Linked DNA regions of Homo sapiens: region 1 is linked to region 2. A link is a loop called in an ENCODE intact Hi-C map of the cell type or tissue named here. Cell type or tissue: Caco-2. All regions are shown on one strand. Links, peaks and the distances in the headings refer to the core of each region. The heading gives the core; the rest is flanking DNA.

Evidence for each region. Hi-C counts contacts between places; a loop is a spot of excess contacts. Peaks named below come from ENCODE experiments on the same cell type or tissue, not always from the same donor. Only the 100,000 strongest peaks of a DNase experiment are listed, where the experiment ranks them.
Region 1: a loop joins it to region 2, with 5 times the contacts of the local background. A loop is called at or near these places in 1 of 110 quality-filtered maps.

Annotation. Positions count from the first base shown.
Region 1 is chr2:234,445,458-234,450,836 of GRCh38, forward strand. LINC01891 (long intergenic non-protein coding RNA 1891) reads right to left here. Exons shown (of 3, transcript NR_146988.1): 2 at 4,661-4,941. Among named protein-coding and RNA genes, the nearest start is that of LINC01891, 6.4 kb to the right of the region's middle. RefSeq lists an enhancer at 920-969. In Caco-2, for the core only: no CTCF peak of the experiment used is centred there; DNase peaks (open chromatin) are centred at 2,724 and 3,924.
Region 2 is chr2:234,190,671-234,196,049 of GRCh38, forward strand. No RefSeq gene overlaps it. Among named protein-coding and RNA genes, the nearest start is that of SPP2, 140 kb to the left of the region's middle. In Caco-2, for the core only: no CTCF peak of the experiment used is centred there; DNase peaks (open chromatin) are centred at 3,228 and 3,734.

The DNA.
Region 1 (5,379 bases), core at 159-5,158, 250 kb after region 2:
AGTGCAATGGCATGATCCTGGCTCACTGCAACCTCCACCTCCCAGGTTCAAGCAATTCTCCTGCCTCCTCAGCCTCCCAAGTAGCTGAGATTACAGGTGCGCACCACCACGCCCGGCTAATTTTTTGTATTTTTAGTAGAGATGGGGTTTCACCATGGCCAGGCTGGTCTTGAACTTCTGACCTCAGGTGATCCGCCCACCTTGGCCTTCCAGAGTGCTGGGATTACAGGCATGAGCCACCGCGCCCGGTCGATACTTTCTAAAATGGTAAGACTTTATTCAGGACAATTGCAATTGGTGTCCACAGTGTCACAACAGGGCAGAGAGATCAGGCTCAACTCCCAATACAAGAACAAGGCACCAGACATGGTGGCTGAAACCTGTAATCCCAGCACTTTGGGAGGCTGAGGCGGGCGGATCACTTGAGGTCAGGAGTTCAAGACCAGCCTGGCCAACATGGCAAAACACCGTCTCTACCAAAAATACAAAATTAGCCAGGGGTGGTGGCAGGTGCTTGTAGTAGTCCCAGCTACTAGGGAGGCTGAGGCAGAAGAATCACTTGAACCTAAGAAGTGGAAGTTGCAGTGAGCCAAGATTGGACCATTGCACTCCAGCCTAGTCACAGAGTGAGACTCCTTACCAAAAAAATTATAAAATTAAAATTAAGAAAAAAAAAGAACAAGGGGATATTTACAGCAGGTTGAGGGGTTTCACCAGATGAAGATGATTTCAGGGTCGGGCTTCTTGCTAAACTGATCCAGGTTTCAACAAGGATTCTTGTTGAAGGTAGGCCAGGGTGATCTGATATCGAGGATCAAGGGTTCTCAATAAACTGACAGCAGGATCCCTGTTGAAACTGAGCTTTGCAGGCCCAGCAAGGACAGGGACCAAGGTTGAGGGCTTGGAGGAGTCTGACTAAAGTTTGGTCAAGGAGAGAGTCTTTGTCAGGGGTTATGTGGGCTCTTCCTTCATGTTCCTTTAAAGAGCATGCCCATCTTCCGGGACTTCCTCTTTCTGTTTAAGTTACCATTTACTGTGGCTTCTCACGCTCTTTACGCAGCTGCAAAGGCAGAGCAAGACACACTGCTGGCCCAGAAGGGCTGATGATCCGGCAGCCTCAAGCTACGGGTCAGGAGTGAGGAAGTGAGGCTGGCCTTGTGGGTGTGGAGTGGCTCTGAAGCTTCCTGTCTCCACCCAGCCCTCTGCCCCTGCACTAAACCAAAGCCCTGCAGAGCAGAGTCTAGTGACGCTCCTGGGAAGGTGACGCTCCTGGCGGCACATGGCCTTGAGAGCTTCCACGTAGTTTGCCCTTGGTCTTGTCTCTGAGACGCCTTCTGGTTGCCTCGGTCTCCTCACACCCCCCAGGATCCAAGTCCAGGCCTACCTGGCTCCCGGGCACTCCCTGTGTGCCTCCCACCTCCTCCTTCCACCGAAGGCAGGCGAGGTCAGCTCTCCCTTCCCTCCTGTCTCTGGAGCCCTCGCTCCATGCCCAGGCCTGTCCCGTGGACGTGTCATGCAGCTGCTTGCTTCATGTTCTTCTAGCTTTCTCCCTGAGCCACAGGCAATGCTTTTCAAAAGCAGTGAAAAGTTTAGCGGAGTTTTTTTTGTTTTTTTTTTGTCAAGGTAATAAAATCTGCAGTGATAAAAATAGCTATTAGAAGTTTAGGAAAATTTCATCTTGGAGTAGAAGAATGAGGATGGACTAGGCTAAATAGTGTCCTAACAAATACCTGTCCACCCAGAACCTCAGAATGTGAACTTATTTGGAAATAGGCTCTTTGTGTATGCCATTCTCATAGATGAAGTCCTCCTGGATTTAGGGTGGGTCCTAAATCCAGTGACTGGTGTCCTTATAAGAAGACCACATGAAGCCGCAGGGAGGCACGGAGAGGATACCATGTGACCACGGAGACAGAGACTGGAGTGCAGCATCTAGGAACCAAAGACAGCCAAGGAATCCTGGCACTGCCAGAAGCCAGGAGAGAGCCGGAACATTCTCCCAGAGCTTTTGGAAGGAACCTAGCCTGCCCACACCTTGATTTTGGACTTCTGGCCTTCAGAACTCCAGGAGAAGAGCTTCTGTTGTTTGAAGACACCCAGTTTGCGGTCATTTGTTAAAGCAGCCCCCGGACACTAAGCCACAGTGTAGCCATATGCTTGGGCTGGGTCCCAGGGCAGCACTGACTCCTCACTTTACCTTGTGTCACAGCAAAGCCCACAGCCAGGGAGAGGGGGTCAAACTGCAGCAGCTCTCACTTCTGAGCATCATAACGAAAGCCAAAGACAGCGCCATTTACCTAAATCGGACAGCCTACAGAATCTTCCAGTCTGAAATAAGAAATGTCAAGCGTTTTAGCCATGGGAATTATAGGGTAGGGGAGATCCTTCCCCTTAACTAGTCAGTGGTTGAAATTTCTTTTGCAGCAGAAAATTTAAGTGGTAGCTTGACTGTTTAATGTTTGCAACATTAGAATGCCCTAGTCTCCACTTACTGATTTAAAGAGCAACAGAAATCCTTACAGGAAGAGCAGTAGGATGGCTGATTCCTGAAAGCGGCTTCCTGACACCCTCGCCCCAGCACCCCTGGGTCCAGTCACCATTCAGATACATCTTTTGATGGGTTGCAAGGAAAAGAACAGTGTCAGGGGACAAGGCCTGTTTACCTACAACTAACTGAAGCCCTTTGATGAGCTCTCCTCCCATCTCCAATCTGCCCCCAACCGCTGGCCGTTCCTAACCCATCTCTTTGCAAATAAAAGTTATCACCATCAGATCTGGGTGTGCCATTCTTCCAGTTGTGTGCACAAGAGGGTGGGAGTTCAGGGGGTTGGAATTCTTCTTTTCAAAAACCTGTTAAGTTTTTCTGAAACAGCAGCCTTCCCGAAGCTTCTGCTTAGTGCCTGTTCATCTATTGAGAGCTGATAATAGGATGTATTTTGCTTTTTTTTCTTTAAATGGATAAAAGGATAATGCTTTTTCTTTTCTTTCTTTTTTTTTTTTTCTTTTCTTGGCCTCCAGTGTCTATGCAAGTTATTTTTCAGTCCATTAAAATGAATCATTGTTTATCATGTTAGTTTTCACATTTCACAAAATGATGAACAATGGACTTTTCTTTGTTAAAAGATGGGGGCTTCTGTCCTCGGGCACTCGTGTTCAGAAGATAAGACTTTCTCCGAGTTCCACACACTTCTTTCTTTTCACACATGCGTTACGTTTATTTTCTGACTGAAGTCTCCAAAACAAACGCTATGGCTGCTGCTGAAATAGATCACATGTTACTACGGTACAAGTGAGACCAATCACAGTGGCTGCTTTTGTTTTTAATTGCGACCACCTCGGATGGGTCCTGAGTGCTGAGCCAAAGCTCTGTTTTCCTTTCTTTCTTTTTTTTTTTTTTTAATCTTTTCAAAATTCCTTTGAGGCAGGTAGGGGTAAACCCTCAACTCACTGTGGAAATTCATGTTGTTGAAGAGGATTAATAGAGAAGGGGTGGGAAAAGGAAAGTCTCAGGGGTGTTTTTGTGCCTCATTAAAAGGTCACAAAGCCCTCTGTGTTCTCTCCCTCCAAGGGTCTAAACCTGAGTGTCTTTTATCCGCTTCATCAAGCTCTGCACGTCCAATCGAGCTGCGAGGGAGCTCCATGGAGCTCCTGAGCACTTGAAATGGGGCTAGTGGGAATTGAGGAGTTCTGTAAGTAGAAATAGGTTTAGTACAAATAAATAAACTGATTAAAAATGTCATCAATAATATTTTAAAATTGATGATAACTTGACATGCAACATATTTGTGTACTTTCTTGTTGATTGATTACTTGACTTGCCCTTCTGGGACCCAGACTGCTAGAAAACATGTCTCCCTAAGTACCGCCAGGAATGCTAATCCCATGACATTCCACAGGAAACAAAAGGCGCTGAGGTCAAACTGAGAAAAACCGCAGCAGAGTTCCACTGGGGATTTGAAAAGACCTGAGCGTAGAAAAGGCTCCCGAGCTCTGCAATAAAGACAGGCATCTAACTTTGTTAATATGTTAATATGGCTTTTCAGAAATCCATGACCACAGGACTCCTGCCCCCTCTGACTTTTTTAATGCTGGCCTACTACCAATTAACCTCTCAAGAAACTGCCATTCAGGATTTGAATAGTAGCAATGGAAAGAGAAAAATGGGGCAAAGCTTTGGACCCACAGTCCAAAGGGAAGGACTCTTTTTAATCCAATGGGTTATAGCAAGAGCATGTTGCGGACTCATATCTGGGAACTGCAACATCATCATTTTTTTTTTTTTTTTTTGAGACAGAGTCTTGCTCTGTGGCCCAGGCTGGAGTGTAGTGGTGCGATCCCGGCTCACTGCAACCTCCGTCTCCTGGTTCAAGCGATTCTCCTGTCTCAGCCTCTCAAGTAGCTGGGATTACGGGCACCTGCCACCATGCCCAGCTAATTATTGTATTTTAGTAGAGGTGGGGTTTCACCATGTTGGCCAGGCTGGTCTTGAACTCCTGACCTCAAGCGATCCATTTGTCTCAGCCTCCCAAAGTGCTGTGATTTCAGGCATGAGCCACCATGCCTGGCCTTGCAATGGTCTTTTTAATCTTACAAACATGTGTCCATGCCTGGAGGACCCAGCTGCAGGGACAGACACTCCAACCCGGTCCAATCTCCTTACCTGCATATTCACTCCTTTTAAAGCAGCTTGAAACCAGTGAAATAAGTGCTTTAGCAATAAAGAGTGAAGAGGAGAGTAGAATTTTGTGTTGCAGATCATTTTGTTGGCTCAACATCTTTCTCCACACACAAGCCGTAGGCTGTGTAAGTGGAGATGAACATCTCATCCATCTGATAATGAATCTTCAGCCGGAAACTTCGCGAGCTGGACCGACAGGGGCTTGAAGGTTGGGTACATTTCCATCTTCAGGGCAGTGGGAGGGAGAGTGGCTGACAATGGAGCTGGGGAGGACAGGTTGAATTTGGTGAGGGCACGCAGGTGCCGGGTGCCATGACTGATTTCTGAGCCCAGGGTGCTCTGCTGCCATTTCCCATATCCCCAGAGAAGACCTGAAGGCAGAGTTCTTGTCTTTTCAGTGCCTGGCTAAGAGAGAGGTGAGTCTTGGGGGAGAAAGTTGGTGCACTGTGGGTGAAGGAATGGAAACTAACTCTGTTTGAATTCCTTTTTCATAGTCTGATGTTTGCTTGGGTTTTGAGAACAAAAACCAAAAAGATACAACCCACACCCCCCTGCCCAAAACTTGTTTTTATATGTGGTAAGTTTAATTCTTGAAAGAGAGAGAATAAAAAGTACATTTTATAGGATTTATTTTTACCTTTCTAATGCATATGTACACGTATATTTAAGAAAAAAAATTCTAGTTGACTTTTTACTTGCCC
Region 2 (5,379 bases), core at 134-5,133:
ATCAAATAAACAAAAGAACTGCATGTGCTTTTCAACTAAATCTGAAAAACTTATCAGAAAACTACACACAGTCCAGCATAAAGGGAGTTCTAAGGGATGAACATTTACATACTCTGTTCTCCAACTACAACACAACAAAGTTAGAAATTAACATCAAAAGGCTGGTTTTTAAATCCCATATCTTTGGAAACTAAATAACATATTACTAAACAGCCTATGGGTTAAGAAGTAAATAGTAAATTAAGACATATTTAAAACTGAATGATAATGAAAACATTTCATGTCAAAATTTTGAGACATATCTAAAGTTGTGTCCAAAGATGACACTCATCAATTTATATTTATCAGAAAATAAGAACGTTAAAAATAAATTGATGAAGTTTTAATCTCAACACGTTAATAAAAGACCAATAGAGCAAATCCAAATAAACAAGATAGAAAGGTAGAATACAGACAAGGGCAGAAATCCAGCAGAGAAACAACAACAGAAAAATAACAGAGAAATTAATAGAACCAAAAGCTCGTTCTTTGGAATGATTATTAAAAATAAATAAGTTGCTGGCAAGGCTGATACAGAAAGAGAAAGAGAGAGTGAAAGAGAAAGGAGAGGGAGGGAGAGGAGGTAAATAACCAAAATAAATAATAAAAATAAGTAACTACAGTCTAACAATAAGCTTTTTATTGTGGGCATGTGTACATTTAATGTGAAAAGCTGCAGGAGTCAATCCCAGAAAAAATTAAAATGCCAAACTGGAAAAAGAAAAAATACAACATGAATAGACTGGTAATATTTAAAAAGTTGAAATTGTCAGTGAAGACCTTCCCTCTTCCCCAGAACTCAAATCTAGATGGTTTCACACGGGAATCCTGACAAACTTTCAGAGAATAGTTAATTTCTGTTTCACACAAGTTGTTTTAGAAAGTAGAAGGAATAGGCTACTGCTCATTGTGTAAATCATCTACAATCTTGATTCTAAAATTAGATAAGGATAGCTCCCGAAATGAAAACCATAGGCCCGTTATATATTTGAATGTAGGAGAAAACCGCCCAAATAAATTGTCAGCTACCCAAATCCAACAGCACATCTCATTCATTGTGATAAAGAGGGTTGCTCTGATACAAGGACACTTCAAATCAGAAAATGAATCCGTGTAACTCACCACATTCATACATTCAAAGAGGAAAATCACACAATTATCTCTAATGTGCTGAAAAAGCCTTTGTTAAGATGCAACTCTAGCAAACCTGGAAGAGCAAGGAACATCGTTACTGGCAACCTTGCACGTAGCCACTTGGCCACGCAGGCAAAGGCTTGAACTGCAGCTGAATCTGAGTCTTGGCAAAATGCCTTGTATTCCTCCCAGAACACAAGAGGATGAGAGGCTGGTGAGGAGCTGCTATAAGGCCATTGCCCTCCCACTGCCCTGTCTCCCCTGGGAGGCTGTCAAGAGACAGTGTCTCATGGTTTCCTGGGGTCTCTGGGTCCTAATGAGGTCTGGGGCTTCTGGTCTCACCCCCTGCCCCTCCCATGCCTCCTACAGAACTGCAGATGATAAACCACTCAGCTGTGGTCTAGGCTTTGCTCCTCACCAATGAGGTATACCATAACTTCATTGCAGTCATTGACCTTTTCTGTTTTCTTTTTTTTTTTTTTTTATTATACTTTAAGTTTTAGGGTACATGTGCACAATGTGCAGGTTAGTTACATATGTATACATGTGCCATGCTGGTGTGCTGCACCCATTAGCTCGTCATTTAGCATTAGGTATATCTCCTGATGCTATCCCTCCCCCCTCCCCCCACCCCACAACAGTCCCCAGAGTGTGATGTTCCCCTTCCTGTGTCCATGTGTTCTCATTGTTCAATTCTCATCTATGAGTGGGAACATGCGGTGTTTGGTTTTTTGTCCTTGCGATAGTTTACTGAGAATGATGATTTCCAATTTCATCCATGTCCCTACAAAGGACATGAACTCATCATTTTTTATGGCTGCATAGTATTCCATGGTGTATATGTGCCACATTTTCTTAATCCAGTCTATCATTGTTGGACATTTGGATTGGTTCCAAGTCTTTGCTATTGTGAATAGTGCCGCAATAAACATATGTGTGCATGTGTCTTTATAGCAGCATGATTTATAGTCCTTTGGGTATATACCCAGTAATGGGATGGCTGGGTCAAATGGTATTTCAAGTTCTAGATCCCTGAGGAATCGCCACACTGACTTCCACAATGGTTGAACTAGTTTACAGTCCCACCAACAGTGTAAAAGTGTTCCTATTTCTCCACATCCTCTCCAGCAGCTGTTGTTTCCTGACTTTTTAACGATTGCCATTCTAACTGATGTGAGATGGTATCTCATTGTGGTTTTGATTTGCATTTCTCTGATGGCCAGTGATGATGAGCATTTTTTTCATCTTTCTTCACAGAATTGGAAAAAACCACTTTAAAGTTCATATGGAACCAAAAAAGAGCCCGCATCGCCAAGTCAATCCTAAGCCAAAAGAGCAAAGCTGGAGGCATCACGCTACCTGACTTCAAACTATACTACAAGGCTACAGTAACCAAAACAGCATGGTACTGGTACCAAAACAGAGATATAGATCAATGGAACAGAACAGAGCCCTCAGAAATAACGCCGCATATCTACAACTATCTGATCTTTGACAAACCTGAGAAAAACAAGCAATGGGGAGAGGATTCCCTATTTAATAAATGGTGCTGGGAAAACTGGCTGGCCATATGTAGAAAGCTGAAACTGGATCCCTTCCTTACACCTTATACAAAAATTAATTCAAGATGGATTAAAGACTTAAACGTTAGACCTAAAACCATAAAAACCCTAGAAGAAAACCTAGGCATTATGATTCAGGACATAGGCATGGGCAAGGACTTCATGTCTAAAACACCAAAAGCAATGGCAACAAAAGACAAAATTGACAAATGGGATCTAATTAAACTAAAGAGCTTCTGCACAGCAAAAGAAACTACCATCAGAGTGAACAGGCAACCTACAAAATGGGAGAAAATTTTCGCAACCTACTCATCTGACAAAGGGCTAATATCCAGAATCTACAATGAACTCAAACAAATTTACAAGAAAAAAACAAACAATCCCATCAAAAAGTGGGCAAAGGATATGAACAGACACTTCTCAAAAGAAGATATTTATGGGACCTTTTCTGTTTTCTTGTCACCCTTTTGGTGTATGGGACAAGGACTGAGGGATGCCGGCACCTTTGACTTAAACACTTTTTCTTTCCATCTGTAAGTAATCAACTGTCCAAATATAAAAGTGGCTCATTTTGTCATCACCAGTTGAATCAGTAAAACTTCAAAAGCAAAGCCAGAAGGTGAAATGTGATTAATTTGATTACATTAGCATTGATAATTTCCATTCATCAAAGAACAATGTAAACGAAATCATTGAGAAATCACAGAATAGGAGATGATTCTTGCTGTACCTATGATAAACAGGAGATTGCTATCTAGAGCACACAGAACTCCTGCAAAACGATAAGGAAATGATAGCATCCCAGTAGAAAAAAAAATGGGCAAAGGACAATAATGAATAAGCACGTTAGAGAAAAAGCCCAAGAAACTTCAAAGAGTGCAAAGACAGGCTCAGAATCATTAGTAATCAGATAACTGAAAGTTAACACTGTAATGACGTATCGTTCTTTGCTTTTAGACTGGCAAGCTCACTCCTGCAAGCTCTCTTGAGAAAGTGTCCATTGCTCATTACGGGGTGTGCATTGTCATAGTGATGGTAGGGGCAGGGAGAGCTAATCTGAGAGAAGACTGTGAAAGATCCCACATCGTAAAAAGGGACATTGTCTACAATTTAAATGTGCCAACATTTACTTCTTCAAGCTGGGTTTGAGATATTTTATTACCTACTCCCTACATTACAGCTTCCCAAGAATCTGCAAGCCCAATGGGGCTAAGATTTTATTACAGAATCTAGGCATTTCAGAGCCATTATAATGATAAGAGTTCCTGATATTGAAACAAATGATATTATTTAAAACAAAAACTTTTATTAATACTTTTACAATTTTTGTGACAGAATAGTTCAAAAGCCCCTAAGCATGAATGAGTGCATTATTCAGGGAGTTTTGTGGGGACAAGTGAACACAACTAACTGAAATATCATATATTTGATCTAGATTTTAAAGGATAAATAACTGCAAAAGGGTAAAAGCCTGGGGTCATTATAAAAGCATTCTGGAAACTAGAAGTTTAGCGTGACTGGGTAGAGATGGAGGGAAAGGTAGGACAGGAGTCTGGAGAGGTACGCAGGGGTGTGAGCTGCCTCTGTGGACAGAGGTGAGCCCTAACACCTCAAAGAAAGGAAATGGCCCCATAGGATTTGTTTTTGAGGTGGAAAATGCTGGTGGTAAAATGAAGAAAGAGCTAGAAAGAAAGAGGAGAGATAATGGAGGGAGGCTATTGAAGGGAGTCAGGCTGAAAACGCAATGGTAGAACTCAGCATCTCAGAAAGACAAACACAAAACCAGCATGGCGGCCGGGATTGTGGGCCAAGTCTGGTCGGGGGCAGGGAGTCGTTCTCCTGGGCATTTCCTTACTAGTGAGGTAAGGGGGCTCTGGATCCCTGGAAGCCTGGCATTCCCAGACTCCAGGATTCACTTCCTTTCCCTCCCCAGACCCTGCCTTCCCCCAGCTGCCCCCTGACCTAAGGCTCTTCCCCTTCCCCTTGCCATTTTCTGGTCCTCTGACTTATCCCTTTTCTGAGAATCACTGAATTTGAAGCTAAAGTGGCTCCACAGATCACTCATAATCTCATGGTTGTTTGAAGGACCAAATTGCTCAAGGGATCAATCGAAAGAGAAGACAGAAAATAACTCTGACCTTGGCCCACAATCTTTGCCTCTCATTCAATCACCAGTGACTTTTCTGTTAGATGTGTTCTCAATAATCATCCTTATATTGAAGGCATTTGTAGAAAGGTGGAAGAGAGTTTTAGTTAGTCAGCATATCACATTTCACGTTGATAAACTGGTTTGTGTAGTACCCTGTTTCCTATTTGCAAAGAGATGCAGTAATTCATCAGCATCCTATGCCCTTACTCCTCCTTAGGGATTACTGAACTCAGGCAAAGGTGGTGTATTAGTTTCCCAGGAATGCTGAAGCAAAGTGCCACAAGCTGGGTGGCTTGAAATAATGGGAATTTTTTCTCTTACAACTCTGGAGGCTAGACGTTTGAAGTCAAAATTCTTAGTAGGGCCAAACTTTCTCTGTAGGCTCCAGTGGAGAATCTATTCCATGCCTTTCTCTTAGATTCTGCTGTTTCTGGCAACCCTTGGCATTTCTTGGCTTGTAGATGTGTTGCTCCAATCTCTGCTTCTATTGGTTGG